Linked DNA regions of Mus musculus: region 2 is linked to region 1. Evidence: chromatin loops called from intact Hi-C (ENCODE). Cell type or tissue: gastrocnemius. All regions are shown on one strand.

Region 1 (8,000 bases):
AAATCAGACCTGGTACTGGAAATGGTGCTAGTGAGGTCACAGGTCCTGGAGGAGGACCTCCAGCCTCCCCTTTACTAGACAGCACAATTCCTCACTGTGTTCTAAGTATCTTCCTTATGCCCGTAGATGAGTGACTGGAACCCACAGTGATGGCAGCTTTAGCACAATGACTTATCTCTATGCATGCAGCGCTGTAGGCCCAAGTAAGGAGTTAAAGTGTCTTCTAAACACATGCTTTACTTCCCTAGCAGCTACTTTATCTTTTCCTCCTCCTCTCTGGGTGAGCTCTACTTTTATCTTTCAATATTCACATGCCTTCCAGTCTCCAATAAAGATAAGCCCTATACATCTCTGGGTGCTTCAGGAGACCACCTGAGACATCTAAATATCTATACATTTATACATTTCTTTCTCATGTGCTTATTGCTCCACTGCTTTCCTTCCCAGAGGAAAGATTCCTTCCTTCCTTCCTTCCTTCCTTCCTTCCTTCCTCCCTCCCTCCCTCCCTCCCTCCCTCCCTCCCTCCCTCCCTCCTTCTTTCTCTTTCTTTGACAGAGATACCCTCGAGGTATCCATACAAGGTATTAAAGAAAGCTATCTGGAAGTGAACTATGCTTTTTAAGACATCCTACAATCAGGTCTGAATAATTCATGTGTTTTTGGAAATACCTAAACCACACTATGAAATAATGAGATAATTTTATCCAGAAAAAGGTAACAAAACTCAGTAATTTAAATAATTTTCACTCCTTTTAAATTAAAAAAAAAACTGCAATATATCAGTCCTTATTAGAAACAGCACAACTTTCAAAGCTCATGTTTCTAAATTCATTCCAAATCTATCTTCAGAATGATGTTTCCTGTGTTCGCTTTACTTTTTTGTCACCATGGAAACCAACCATCATTAGTGTTGTGAAAATTTTTAAAAATACAACTCTATTCAGCAGCCTCAAGTGTTCAGAAAGTCCTTTCTCAACAGGAAGCGTGGAAAGCAACAGCATAAAGCAGAGGGAAACACAGCATCTCACCACAGCAAGTCATTCCTCAAAGCCTAATCAAGAGCACACCGAGTCCTCCTCTCATTCATCTCTTACAGTTGGATATGGTGGCAGAATCTGTGTTGTTCAGACTGCAAACAAGCCTCCTTTCATGGAAGCAGCCCACAGGAGATGCAGAGATGTGAGAACAAGTTCTGATATGTACTATTAAATGATCCACCCACATAATACTTCAACCCCTAATACCTAACACTAAAAATAATAACTCAAGTACTTAGTTTAGAGCACTGGTTTAAAAAAACACACCTATGGGATCATATTTCGTTAACAAGCAGATAAGCGGTAATTCTGTGTATGGGTCAAGTATCAGTAACACAGTAATTTATTACTGAAAGCCTGGAGATGTGCATGCACTTCAGTGCACCTACCTAGAAAATGTCAGCAGATCACTGTCTCCTCAGACAGGTATAGATGAAGCTACTAATGCATTCATGTCTAAACACTACAAACACACTCAGATCAGTATGATGATGTAAAAACAAACAAACATATGACAACAACAATCACTCAAAGGCCACTGTGACTCACATCAGAGCACATACATGTTAGGAAGCAATGCCTTGTAAGAACTTCCACATCTTTGGGTTCTCTGGGCTTTCTGAACAAAGAGCACTGGCACCTGGTCAAAGGAAGACTGGGTAGTGAAACTGTCCTGAGACAGAGCCTTGCCTCCCACCCTGAGCCATGCGCTCACATTCCAGGATGTCTGCAAATAGAGCTCTTCCTTTCTTTTTCCTCAGAGAAGGTGCAATGATTCTAGAGTTAACAAGCAAGCACACACGTGCTCTGTCTGTCTATCTCTCTGTCACTCTCTTATTATCTCTCTCAATATGTCTGTCTGTCTGTCTGTCTCCCTCCCTCCACCACAGCAAAGGGAATGTTGGGTAGGAGTATACGTATCCTAAACTAACTCCAAGTTTCACAAGTGCAAGTATCTCTCTTGTGCTACAAAATCCCAAACACAAGGTATGTTTGTTTCTCCTATCCCACCACCCAAGGCAGCAGCGTGAGTCACCCTGTGGGTAGAAACAGCCTGGTCTGTGATGCTGTTTTGAGTGCAGGCTTGAGTGCAGGCTTGAGTCTGTAACTGTGGTAAGCCAACATAGTAGCTTATAGAGTAATATCTTGCACCTTCCACAGCCTCAGAATCAACAATACTGTGTCTCAAGCATATTTAGCTAATTTGGTAAGTTTCATGATGAATTATGACTCCAGAATATATATTTTTCATAATCCAAAGGCTTTTTATACCAATAGGATAAACTCATACCCAGCTAGAAATCCACATCTTGGACGACGGTGGCACTGAGAACTCAGTATGAGTTCATTTCAATTATCCAACAAGGATTTTTTTTCTCTCAGACATAATATCACTACAGAATATACTTAAGACTATAAGATTACAGCTGCATTTCCCGTTTGTCTTAGTTTAGGGATAGGAACAGTCCCTGGAGAAAGCACACTGTTAAGTTAGTCTTACCACCTCGGTCCTGACATCATCACCCTCAGGCATCAAAGCAAGTGAGACTTCACCAGACTTATGCCTCAGCACTGGTGCCTCTCCAGACAGGGATGGCAGTGCATGCCTATAGTGGAAGGTCATGCAGTAAGGCCAGCCAGGACAGCACGGATCTAGGCAAGCCTGGACAGCACTGTAAGACTCTGTCTCAGAAACCACATTACAAAATAGAATTGCTGGCCGCTGAGATGGCTAAGCAGGTAAAGACGCTTGCTACCAAATCTGGATTCAATCTCCGGGAACCATATGGGCAAAGAGGGAACCAACTCCCCCAAGGTGTCCTCTGCTGTCCCTCATGTGCCAGGGCATATGCATGGTACACATCCATTCACACACAGAAGGAAGGGAGGGAGGGAGGGAGGGAGGGAGGGAGGGAGGGAGGGAGGGAGGGAGGGAGGGAGGAAGAAGAACTTCTATCTAAAATGTTTCAGAGAGTGCTAGGTAATCTAGTTTATTATTTGACTCTCGCCTCACTGACTCCTCACACGATTCTACACATAACTGGGATAGATGTTTTCATTTTTCTTGAACAAATGAGAAAACTGAGGACCAGGGATGTTACAGAATTTACTTCAGATAACCGAGGCAACAATGTTGCCCATGTAGTTTTAGTTTTCAACTAGGGCATTTGAAAACTATGGCCGACTCTTTTGTTAAGGTGTAAGTTGCACTTGATTGCTGCTTTCTAGTTATAAAGGACCCTTCAGAATGACTGTAGCATAGAATTAAGTTCTTAAGCAACACTTACCTCAAATTCCTTTACTGAAAGTGTTGTGGAGAACCAGTGAGACCATGTGCAAACAGGTCAAATAAAGTATTCAGATTACCTTCTTTTAAATGAAAGTCCAGGGCTATAGATGCAGCTCAACGTTAAGAGAGGCCCTGCATTTCATTCCCTCCAGAAGGAATGAAGGGGAGTCCAGAGCCAGTGTGTTAGTCTAAAACATTTTACTCTGCATTTTGTAGAAAGAGTCCAATGGAGGAGGAGGAGCAGGAGGAAGAGGTGGTCAGCCCAGACTACACTATAAGTTCTAGACCTACCTAGGCTCCAGAATAAAATCTTGTCTCAAAATAAATACAAGTCCAGGCTTAAAAAAAAAAAAAAAAAAAAAAAAAAAAAAAACCAAAGTGTACTAGTGTACTATTAGTCCTCAGTGTTCTTAGATCACACCCCTGCCTCTCTAGTGAGGAGAGTCCCAGCTGAACTGCTTAGTTGCCTGCACAGGGCTCCTCCCAGAAAGCTCAGGACACAGGTGTTAAAACTTACACTTTCCCATGCCATGTTTCTGACTACATCTGACCTGTACCTTGCATTGTTACTCAACAGCATACCTAAACCTTGGGTAAAAAGACAGGTAGAGTCCATTCACTATGCTGACACTAGGTGGCGGTGTGACATCGAGCACAGAGGAAGGGAGGCCAGCTTCAGGTTGATAAGGTACCATCCATTGCTTCTATAAATGCAACAGGAGACTTTTTCCCTTCTCCCCAAAACTATTTTCTGACATCTAGATAAATCATTATTTTTGTTCATGAGACACTACAATTTGGGAAAATGCAATAAAAGTTGCTGGGAGCAGCATAGTACACACTTGTGTTGCCCGAGGGTTCTGGGCTGTGATATACAATGCTCAGCCAGTGTTGGCACTAAATTCAGCACTAATTTGGTGACCTCCCAGGATTAAGGAGCCACCAGATTGCCTAAAAGAGATAGCAATTATCTTTCCTTTTCATATTTTAGTTTCTCCTAAACAAAATACACTAGTGCATCAACAATCATAGTTTGTAGCCACCAAAGTACTAGTCAAAGAAAAATACAAAAAACTGAATGTGCATATTAACACTCAGTGGGTGGAACACAACTTTGGGTAAATACCCAACAATACACCCAGACACTGACTGGATGGAAGCACAAGCATTGTTAACAATTCCTATGAAGCTTTACTTCTTTCAAGAAAAGATATATGACATCACCAGCATAATATTAATGGAAAATATAGAGGAAAAAGTGGTTTATGGCCAAGAGTTTTTGTTAGGTAAGTACTAGTAAGTATGTTTTCCTCAACTCTTGTCCAGAAAAAGCAGAAAATAAAAAATAAACTTACCAATCAAAAAATAAATAAGTAATATATTTTAAAACTAATGTTTTGAAAAATAACAAATTAAGAAAACTAAAAACTGGCTCTCTGGTTAGACCTAATTTTTAAGAGTATTTCACAAATTTAAAAAGGCAAGACAGGTGCTTTCCTTAATATAAAACATAAAAGCTAACATTTTAAAAAGACAAAAACAAATCAGAGCAATCTTAAATGTTAACTTGAAATAATAATTATAAGATTAAAGCCTTTATTGGGAAGGTTTCAACAGAAAAACTTAAGAACCCTTCAAACAACGCACAGCTCTAATTACTGCCAACTACTCCAGGATACTTACTAAAAAGAAGCAAGAATAAAAAAAAAAAAAACAGCTTAGGCAATCAATGAAATATTAGCGGAGTGATAAAAGAACTCTGTTTTTAAAACACGTGTAACATAACAGAGCATGTTGCAGGACTGTAAAGACGTCAGAACAATCTATTTCTAAAACAGAAGAAACTCTGCACTTTTACTAATTTTGTAAAATGGCTATTCGCACTGGGTGGAAGCAGACTAAAACAACACAACGTGGCATAGCCTTCCCGCCTGCCTTCTGCTATCATGGCCCTTTTCCCTGCATCCTGCCACATCTCAGCTCTTTAAATCAGATCTCACAGCTCACAGACAGTTGCACATCTCAGCTCTTTAAATCAGATCTCACAGTTCATAGACAGTTTCTTAGCAAAAGAAACACTTGCCATTACCCAGTACCAAGGGTGCATCAAGGAATCCCATGTGAAGATAAAGAATGCAAAGCCAAGATTAAGTAACAACCTGGCCAGTGGTCAGGAAAGCATATATAGCACATGGTTCACAGGAGCGCTCTCTCTCTCTCTCTCTCTCTCTCTCTCTCTCTCTCTCTCTCTCTCTCTCTCTCTCTCTCACACACACACACACACACACACACACACACACACACACACAGGATTGAGAACCATTTTATCAGGTATAAAGTAAGAAAGAAGCAAGGGAATGCTCTCAGGGGTGCCGTACAGATGGCCTGGTTTCAGATGCTGGCTCTATTTTAGCTTCAGTCCCACGGGTCCTCAGTCACCTTTCTAAAAGTATCCACCTTTCTAAGCTGGAACAGAACACAGTGTAGAAGAGCCTTGGAAGACACTAACCAAGCTTAATAATTTCCAAATGGATGACCTGTGCATCAACATAACACTGGAGAATCCATCATCAATTCATCTTGCCCCATGAATCCAAAAATGTTAATCTTTACTAAACAATAAAAATAGAGATACACATGTATCTATTTCCAGACTACAGTTTGTTGGTTTGTCTAGTCCTGTGCCCGACCACAGTTAAGACAGGGAAAAAACAAGAATGATAATAAAAAGAAAATAAAGTATTCTAAGATATAGTGCATAGACAGAGAGAGACAAGCTGTGAAGCAGGTCATTCATTAGCTAAAGAAAAATAATGAATCACTGTAGTTTACCAGTCCTGTATACAAAACACAAAAAGATTAACAATGCCTGCTGTTATGGATGTTGGGCAGGACAGTCCACTGCCCCCATTACAAATGGGCATAGATTAACACACACACTCACCCCGCTCTTGCGTGTGGTTTAGCATTCTGCAGTTTCAGGCACCCATGCCTTCCAAAGTGCAAAGTCACTAACTGGAAAGTTACACACATAAGCAGCTCGAGCTCTCAGCTCTGTGTAGTCTTGACAAGAGCGATACACAGCATGCTGTCCTGCCCTCCATCCATTGTGAACCATACTCAACACTGTGTAGCCACTTGCTGTTCAGTCATCTTCCCATTATCAGATTAATTGCCATGGTACTGTAGGACTCATACTTAAATAATCTTTACTTCATGCAATAATGGCTCAAAAACATAATGTAGATACTAGCAATTTTATTAAATATATCCCGGCAATTATTTATTTTATTATCATTTATTGTTGACATTTTACTATTGTTATCTTCTTACTACACCTCATTTTTAAATTAAACTTTTCACTAGGCAGTAGTAGTGCACACCTTTAATCCTATGGAGGTAGACATAGGCAGATCTTTGTGAATTACAGAGTGAATTTGAGGACAGCCAGACTATACAGAGAAACCCTGTCTCAAATAATAATAATAATTAATTAATTAAGCAAGCTTTTTTTCCTAGGAAAAGACAGTATATAACAGAAACCCATACTATTATAGGCAACCACTACAGGGTTCAAGATGCATCCCCTGCAGATTAGGGAGATCACTACACTAACAAAACAAAACAAAACAAAACAAAACAAAACAACACCACCCCTAAAAGAACCTTGAAAATAAATACCAATATTTTAAGCATATATATGCCATGATCCACAGTCAGATGAATAAAACAGAATTATCTATTAACAAGAAGGTAGCTAAATAAATTATAGTACAATTTTTTTAAGTGGGGCTGAGAGATGGTACGTAGATAAGAACACCTGCTGCTCTTACGAAGGACTGCTAGGTTACCAGCACCCATGAGGTGACACACATCTCTAACTCCAGATCCAGGGGATCCAACACCTCTGACCTTGGTGAACACAAGCCCACACACAGAGCATATAGATGCATGTAGACAAAACCCACATAAAACAAAAGTAAGTGCTTTATAAAAATAAGGTAAAATAGCATGTTGTAGTTATCTGAATGAGAATAGCCCCCATAGACTCAAACGTCCGACTACTTGTCCACCTGTTAGTTAGAGATGATTGTGTAAGTTTAAGAGCTATGGTCTTGATGGAGTTAGTAGGTAACTAGCTGCAGGCTTTTGAGGTTTCAAGTCAGCTGTTCGTGCTGCCATGTCTGCTGGAACCCTCTGAAACCACACCCCAGTTAAACACTCGCCTCTGTAAGCTGCCTTGATCACTGTGCCCTATCACAGCTGAAAAGTAACTGACGCACACGGAGCTATGAAAAGAGGGAGTTACACAAGTACAGGAATGGCCGAATTACCCCCAAACATTTCATAGCTTCAGGTACAAAAACATGTTTCAGGGCAGTGCAGACAGCAGAATACACTTGTTTTAAAAATGACACAGCTAGATGGCTAGCTGTTGAGATGGCTATATCTATAGATTTTACCATATATTCTATAAACATTTTAAAAATTCACATCAATATATATAGTGTTAACAGAAGGTGTTTAAACTTGCACTTGGACTTTTTATTACCCTTCTTACATGTGTACAAGTCAACTTTTCACATTGTGACAAAACACCTGAGGAATATAACTTAGAAGACCAGACTCTGGTTCACGGTTTCCTAATCTTTTAGTCTACTGTGGCAAGACAA
Region 2 (8,000 bases), 210 kb after region 1:
TCCTGATTCTAGTGGAAATGCTTTGAGTTTCTTCTATTTAGGTTGATGTTGGCTATGATCTTATTGTAAATTGAGTGTTTATTAGAGTGTGCCCTTGTATCCCAAATCTCTCCAGGACTTTTATTATGAAGTCTGCTGGATTTTGTCAAAGGCCTTTTCTGAATCTAATGAGATAATCATGTGATTATTTTTCTCTCTGCTTATATGGTTATTCATGTTTATTCACACACACACACACACACACACACACACACACACACACACACACACATATATATATAACCATTCTTGCATCTTTGGGATAAAGTTAATTTGATGATGGCAGATAATCTTTTTGATGTGTTTTTTGGATTTTATTTTCAAGTATTTTATTGGGAATATTTATATCTATACTTATTATTATATATTGTATCTATGATTATATATAGAACAATAAGGGATATTGTTCTATAATTTCCTTTTAGGGAGAAGGTCTTAGCGTGATTTTGGTGTCAGGGTAATAGTGGTCTCATAAAAAGACTAGGAAATGGTTTTTTGTGGAATAATTTGAAGAATATTGATGTTAATTTGAAGGTCTAATAGAATTCTGCACTAACTACATCTGGCCCTGGGCTTTTTTTTTTTTTTCTTTTGGTTGAAAGAGTTTTAATTACTGTTTCTATTTCACTGATGGCTATAGGTCTGTTTAAATTTCTTATTTCAGTTTAATCCAACTTTAGTGGTTTTATATATATAAATATATATGTATACATGTGTATATATATATATATATATATATATATATATATATATATGAAATTCATTCATTTTTCAAAAATTTTTCTAATTTGGTAAAATACAGAATTTTAAAGTATGTTTTCCTGATCCTCTGAATTTCTCAGCATTGATTGTAATGTCCCTCTTTTCATTTCTGATATATTAAGTTAGATCATCTCTCTCTGTTTCTCATTTCAGAAAATGGGACTTAGTTTTCAGTTTGCTTCTGTAAGAATCCAGGGCATTGAAGCTACCTAGCAGCCTTTCAGAACTCCTTTAAAGAACCACGGGTGGTTGGAATAAGAAATGTCCCTGTCTTAGTTAGGCTTTTATTGCTGTGAAGAGACATCATGACCAAGGCAACTCTTATAAAGACAAACATTTAATTGGAGCTGGCTTACACTTTCAGAGGTTTAGTCCATTATCAACATGATGGAAAACACAGCAGCGTGCTGCAGAGTTCTGCATCTATCAGAAGGCCAGCAGGAAGAGACTGGCTTTTCTGGCAGCCAGGAGGAAGCTCTCTCTTTTGCACTGGGAGGAGCTTGAGCACTAGGAGCTCTCAAAGCCCACCTCCTCAGTGACGCACTTCCTTCAACAAGGCCACGCCTCCTCATAGTGCCACTCCCCATGGGCCAAGCATAGTCAAACTACCACAGTCCCCCATAGGTTCACAGGTTCAAATATTGAGTGCATGGAGCACTGCTTGGGGAGAATGTGGAACCTTTCGGGGGTACAACCTGACTGGGGGTGAGTTTTAGAGTTCATACACATTCCACGTTCCGTTCATTCTCTCTGTTCCTTTACATAGATGGAAATGTGCTTTCTCAGTGCCGGCTCTTACAGTCACATCTGATGTTAGCTCTTTGCTTCTGTGCTCCCCTACACAACGGACTCTTATCTTTCTCAACTACAAGCCAAAATATACCTTTTCTTTCATAAATAACTTTAGATTGTGCTATTTTATCACAGCAACTAAAGTACCTACAACAATAGCCTAGCTAAGTTGATTCATAAAACTAGCCATCAGCGGTTGTCTGAAGTCAATATGCTACCCCTGTACATCTATTTAAATCAATAAAATATAACAAACATTAAAAAGACATATGTTCCCTTAATATGATACATTTCTCCTTCACACAACCAAAATGCACTAGAGATCAAAATCTTCACAATGTGTTTACTCCTCTTAATATCCTTGAACACAGATACTGTCACCTTAAGTCATTTATTACTTATGCATCTTGCATTATATTGTCGGAGAAGGTACATGGGAACAAAATGAAAGTAGCCAGGTGCCGGGCGTGGTGGCGCACGCCTTTAATCCCAGCACTCGGGAGGCAGAGGCAGGCAGATTTCTGAGTTCGAGGCCAGCCTGGTCTACAGGGTGAGTTCCAGGACAGCCAGGGCTATACAGAGAAACCCTGTCTCGAACCCCCCCCCCCCCCAAAAAAAAAGAAAGTAGCCAGGAAAGGCGATTTTTCGCTTTGTAGTAGGTGCACAGCAACCTGAACTGGACAAGAAGACTAAGTGGGGCAGGAAGTTCACTTGGCTTTTTATCCTAATGCAGCGATTTTATTTGCTTTACATCCTGATTGCAGCCCTCTTCCCTCTTCTCCTTCCAGTCCCCGTCCCCCCCCCCCCCACCTTTTTAATGCCCAGGTGTTTATTTCCCTTACCTGTAGGATGGTTCACAAACACAATACACGGCTTCGGCACTGTGGGGGAGGGGACCATCCCAGGCCTCTTAGAGTAAGAGGGTCTCGGCCTTCATGTATACTGAATTCAGACCCAGAGGCTCTGAATTTCTGCATCAGACATCCAGTAGGGTTTGAGAGTGAAGCTAGAGAGCCAAGGCTATGTAAGTGACAGGCCAAAGTGACACGAAGCCCACTTCCTGTGCTCCAGCCATGAGTTTCCATCCCAAACCAATGGATGGCGATTTCACTTGTTAGGGCCCAAAGTACAGTCAGTTCTCCTCCTTCCCTTCTCAAGAAGTCACTTTGTGACATACTTGACTCCACCCATTGTAAGTGGTAAAGGAACTGGCCTGGTTTCAACCGTTATGGGGAGTGTAAATGGCTCAGGAGGGTACAGTGTGGGTTAAGCCACAAGACGGGACAGATGATGTCATCAGAAGCATGTGACTGGTGGGAGCAGTTACTAAACTTCTGGGCAACCTTGTCCGTGCTGTGCAGGCAGGGAGAGGGTTGGACAGTGCTCATTGTTTGGCATTGATGGTGTCCACAAAAAGGCTAGAGAGATGCGAGGAAGTCATCCACGTCAGGCTGGCTTGCTCCAGTCACAGACCCTCCATCAACGATCGGGGTGCACTGAGCCACCCCATCATCCCCAGAGCTTCTCATGTACTTCCCGGGCCTGTTGAGGGGTCGCAGTCCCAATGGCCCACACAGGATCATAGGCAGGACCACCTTGCTCCAGTTCTTCACGTTATCTGCGATGACCTTGGTTTGCTCGAAAGCAGCCTTCTCAGTGATGTCATCTTCCCTTTCGCCTAGCTTCTCCCGATGCAGGCGATCACCGCGAGTCCCTCTGCTAGGGCATGGTTCACTTTGTGCCCAATCAACTCATCTGATTCTCCAAAGACGTGTCTTCTTTTCCGAGTGCCCCAGCACGACCCAGGTGGCTCCTAACTCTGATAATGCCAGGGCTGATTTCCCCAGGGAAGGCCCCACTGTTCACATTGTAGCAGTTTTGTGTAGCCACAGAGCTTTTGGGATCCAACTTCTGACTGGCGAAGTCGATGTAAGTGGTTGGCCGTGCACAAACTACTTCGGTGTCTGCCAGCAGGTTGGCTGCGTCCGGGGTGCAAATGAGTTCTTCCAGGCACTGCTTCCTCCCGTTCATCTTCCAGTTGCCCCCAACGAAGAACTTCCTGGAAGGCGCCATTGTACTAATCTCAAGTCTCTGAAGGTCAGTACCTCCAGTCCCACCCTTACAAATCTCTCCCCCATTACCCTCTCCCTTCTCCTCAAAGAAGAGGCCCACTTTGGGTACCACTGCCCTGGGGCATCCAGACCCAGAAGGACTTAAGTACACCCTCTCCCACTGAGGCCCAACCAGGCAGTCCAGTTAGGGGAAAGGGATCCAACGGCAGGCAACAGAGTCAGAGACAGCCCCTCACTCTCCACTCCAGTTGTTAGTGGACCAACATGAAGACCAAGCTGCACATCTGCTCCAAATGTGTAGGGGGCCCAGATCCAGCCTCTGTGTACTCTTTGGTTGGTGGGTCAGTCTCTGTGAGCCCATGTGGGTTCAGGTTAGTTGATTCTGTAACAGTGTCAAGACAGTATGATTGATAAAATAAACTTTTTATCAAATGCTACTTGGACACCTGGTGTCCACAGGAAGGAGGACCCTCTCCTCATACCATGTGGGAACATTTAAGAGATTTTGTGTTTGGCAAAGCCTTGCTAAACTCCACACTAAAGGCATAATTCACAAAAGAAAACTAAAAGAATAAAAAGACCCCAACAAGATGTAGACATCTGTGCTTCAAAAAACTTTTAACAAGTGAAAAAACAGAACAAAACAAAACAAAAAACAAACAAACCCAAACAACACAACCCACAAAATGTGAGAAAACATTTATAAAAGGTGTCTAGTAAGAAACTGGGGTTGGGCTTAGAATTATGGATCGGTGGTTAAGCACGCACTTGCTGCTTTTCCAGAGAACCTGGGTTCCTCTCTAGCACCAATAAGTCAGTTCACAAGCACCTTAATTCCAGTCCCAGGGGACCCAACACCAGGGAATCCAACACCCTGTTCTGCCCTCTGGGTGGGCCCTGCATGCATGTGGCCCAGATACACTTGCACCTGCACGCACAAACTAGTAAAGTAAGTTTTAAAAAGAGAAGAAAAAGAAACTGTGGTTGGACATACTCTGTGAAGTGACACGGGATGACAGCTGACCTGTTGACTCATGAACCTGTCTTTGACAGCATAGCCTGGGCAAGCCGAGAACACGGGACTGAGGAACTGTGGTGACAGACGGTGGATTCTTCACACATGAACTGGTTTAATCCCAAACTTGGGGGAACTCCAGAAGTGGACGCCAAGAAACACAATGAAAGGCGAGTATTCAAGCTCTAAACGTGACCAACAGAGGGGCGTGGAACATCAGAACCCGACTTAGAAACCCAACACCCACTCTTATGTGGGTTCCAGGCTTAGCAAGCTCTTTTACCCAATTAGCCATCATACCTGCCCATTATATTTTTCAAAATCTGTATTACTTTATTTAAAAATTATATTCCTCTTCATGGTTTTGCATTGGTCTTTATGTTGTTCATTAAGGCTTATGCTTATTCTGTATGTTTCTTTATCCGTTCTATCACCTTCTCTCCCCACACAGCATCTGTGTACTTTTCCCTTATCTTCACCTAATTTTCTCTCTCTCTCTCTCTCTCTCTCTCTCTCTCTCTCTCTCTCTCTCTCTGTCTTTGCCATCCCTCCCCCTTTTTGCTCTTTAAATTTTTTGTGGCTTAAATTGCATTTTTTTGTTTTTCATTTTGTTTTGCTTTGTTTTTGTTGTTGTCGTTTTGGGACAGGAGTTTCTCCGTGTATCCCTGGCTGTCCTGGAACTCACTATGTAGACCAGGTTGGCCTCTCTATACCTCAGAGGTCTGCCTGCCTCTGCCTCTGGAGTGCTGGGATTAAAGGCAGGAGCCACCACTGCCTGGCTGGCTTTAATCATCTTTAAATTCGAGTGTCTTAACTCGATCCCAGTTTCCTATCTCCATCTACTTTTCCTCCTGGATTTTTTTTCTTCTCAGTTGGTCTAATAGTAACTCCTGACCTGGATGTGGGAGTGTATGTCTGTAATTCTAGCACTTAGGAGGCAGAGAAAAGGGGGAATCCTAAGTTCAAGATGAGGTATCAAATGTGTTTGAAGAGAGCCTGGGCTGAGATACTGGGGCAGGTGTGGAGGTGGGGGAGGGGAGGGTACTGGGGGACTGTGCTCAGTCTGCCTCCCTGCCTTTCCTAGTCTTGGACACTAATGTCCTCAGCACATGCAGTGCTGTCCTTGTCACTTTATTCAGAGTCACGACTGTGGCTGCATTTGCAGCTGACACTCGAATCTCAGAGAGGACCTGGGGTTCTCACATGCCGGAGGGTTTAACAGCAGAACACATTCTCCTTCCCTCAGGGTGACAGAACACCTCAACCTAGTTTCATCTGAGCTTCATAAGTACTTCAATTGGATCAGGGTATATTGTCTAAAAACATTATTTTGAACCAAAACAGCAAAACGAAAATACTGAACGAACACAGCTGAAATACATAAAACCCAGCTACTGAGGCTACACCAGATGAAAAAGTCCCCATGTAGAAATACAAGAAACACGAGAAAAACCAAGGCAGCTGATCCCTCTGAATAGTGCTAATTCCTTGATACGAGATTCTAAAGAGAATGATTAAATCCCAAAGAATTCAAGAGAATAATTCTAAGAATGTGTAATGGAATCAAAGGGGATTCAAAAAGTTCCTAAACAAATTAAAAGAGAATGCAAATAATGAGCTGCATGAAGTTAGGGAGTCAATACAGGATATAAAACATAAATTTAATAAAGAGAAAGAAATAAAGTGTCCATTAACTCAATAACAAATCAGTATAAGGTTCCACCAATAGACTAGATCAAAGGCAGAATATCCGTGGTGGAAGACAAGATGGGTAAATTATTACATTCCGACACTAGCAAGAATATTCGGATAGAGAATGAACAGAGCATATGTCTTAGTTAGGATTACCACTGCTGTGACGGGACACCATGACCAACACAACATGCCTAGGAAAGAGCTTTAGGCCTATGGTTCCTCATCACTGGTTGTCAGCCAAGGAAGTCAGGGCAGGAACTCAAACAACACAGGGCCCTGGAGGCGATGCAGAAGCCCTGGAGGATGCTGTTTACTGGCTTGCTCCCCGTGGTTTGCTCCCCCTACTTTCCTGTAGAAGAACCCAGGACCACCAGCCCAGGGATGACCCAATGGGCTGGGTCCTCCCCCATCAATCACTAATTAAGAAAATGCCCTCCAGGCTTGCCTAAAGATAAATCTTATAAAGGCATTTTCTTTATTGAGGTTCCCTCTTCCCAGATGATGTTACCTTGTGTCAAGCTGACATCGAACTAGCCATCTCAGCATATGAGCTTTACAGGACACCATTAAAGAAAAAAATTATGAATCATGGGGCTAGAAAATGAACTTTCGGATAAAGGCATTTTATACCATAATAGCAGCAGCAACAGCAGCAGCAGCAACAACAACAACAATAGCAAAAACAACAACAAAAACAAACCACCCTCTCAAATCTAGATACAGAAATGCCTTACCAACTCAGGGAGCATTTAGAACACTAAGCAGACAGGACACAGAAAGAGCCTTTCCTATATCATGTAGTAACCGTGCTAAGTATAAAGAACAAAAGAAAAATCCTGAGAGCTGTAAGAACGACTCATCCAGTTCTATATAAACGTAAACCTATCAGAATTCCAGCAGAATTCTCATCTAAAAGCTCAGAAAGAATGGGACAATTTAAGCCAAGTTCTGAGAGTCAATTACTGCCCACCCAGGTTACTATATCCTGAAGAATTATTTGTCATAGTTTATGGAGGAACAAAAATTGTCCAGAATAAACATAAGCTAGATAAACCAAAGAAATGCATGGCCACCAACACTGCAGAAGATACCTGAAGGGATTTTATGCCCTTCAGAGAAAGAGGAACACATCTATAAGGACAGAGGAAAGATAAAGCTGTTAAGATGGCAGTTAGTAAACGACGGTTAGGAAAACAGTGAACACTATGAAATATAAATATGGCCGAAATTAATAAATATTTTTCAGTAACAACTAAATGCTAGAGGTTTCAATTCCTCAACCATAAGACAGACTATCAGGTTGAACAAACAAACAAACAAACAAAAACAAGATCTAGCTATTCCTGTAAATCCAAGTACTTAAGAGGCAGGAGGATGCTGTCTTTATTACTTTTCTATTGCTGTGATAAAACACCATGACCAAGGCAACGTATAAAAGAACGTGTTTAATTAGTCTCACAGTCTCAGAGGCATAGAGTCCATGATGGCTCAGCAAAGGTATTGTGTCAAGAGCAGCTGAAAGCTCATATCTTGATCCCTAAGCAGCCCCTCATGCACACCTCTTCCAAGAAGTCCACTCCTAATCCTCCCCAAACTGTTCTTCCAACAGGGCTCTGACTATTCAA

What was found. Hi-C counts contacts between places; a loop is a spot of excess contacts. Peaks named below come from ENCODE experiments on the same cell type or tissue, not always from the same donor. Only the 100,000 strongest peaks of a DNase experiment are listed, where the experiment ranks them.
Region 2: a loop joins it to region 1, with 8 times the contacts of the local background. A loop is called at or near these places in 32 of 42 quality-filtered maps.

The regions. Positions count from the first base shown.
Region 1 is chr9:32,155,222-32,163,221 of GRCm38, reverse strand. All of the region lies in intron 5 of Arhgap32 (Rho GTPase activating protein 32), which reads right to left. Among named protein-coding and RNA genes, the nearest start is that of Arhgap32, 130 kb to the right of the region's middle. In gastrocnemius, a CTCF peak has its summit at 3,959 (motif pointing right); a DNase peak (open chromatin) is centred at 3,958.
Region 2 is chr9:31,944,043-31,952,042 of GRCm38, reverse strand. It overlaps the pseudogene Tpi-rs4. Among named protein-coding and RNA genes, the nearest start is that of Barx2, 35 kb to the right of the region's middle. In gastrocnemius, no CTCF peak of the experiment used is centred here; DNase peaks (open chromatin) are centred at 3,539 and 4,780.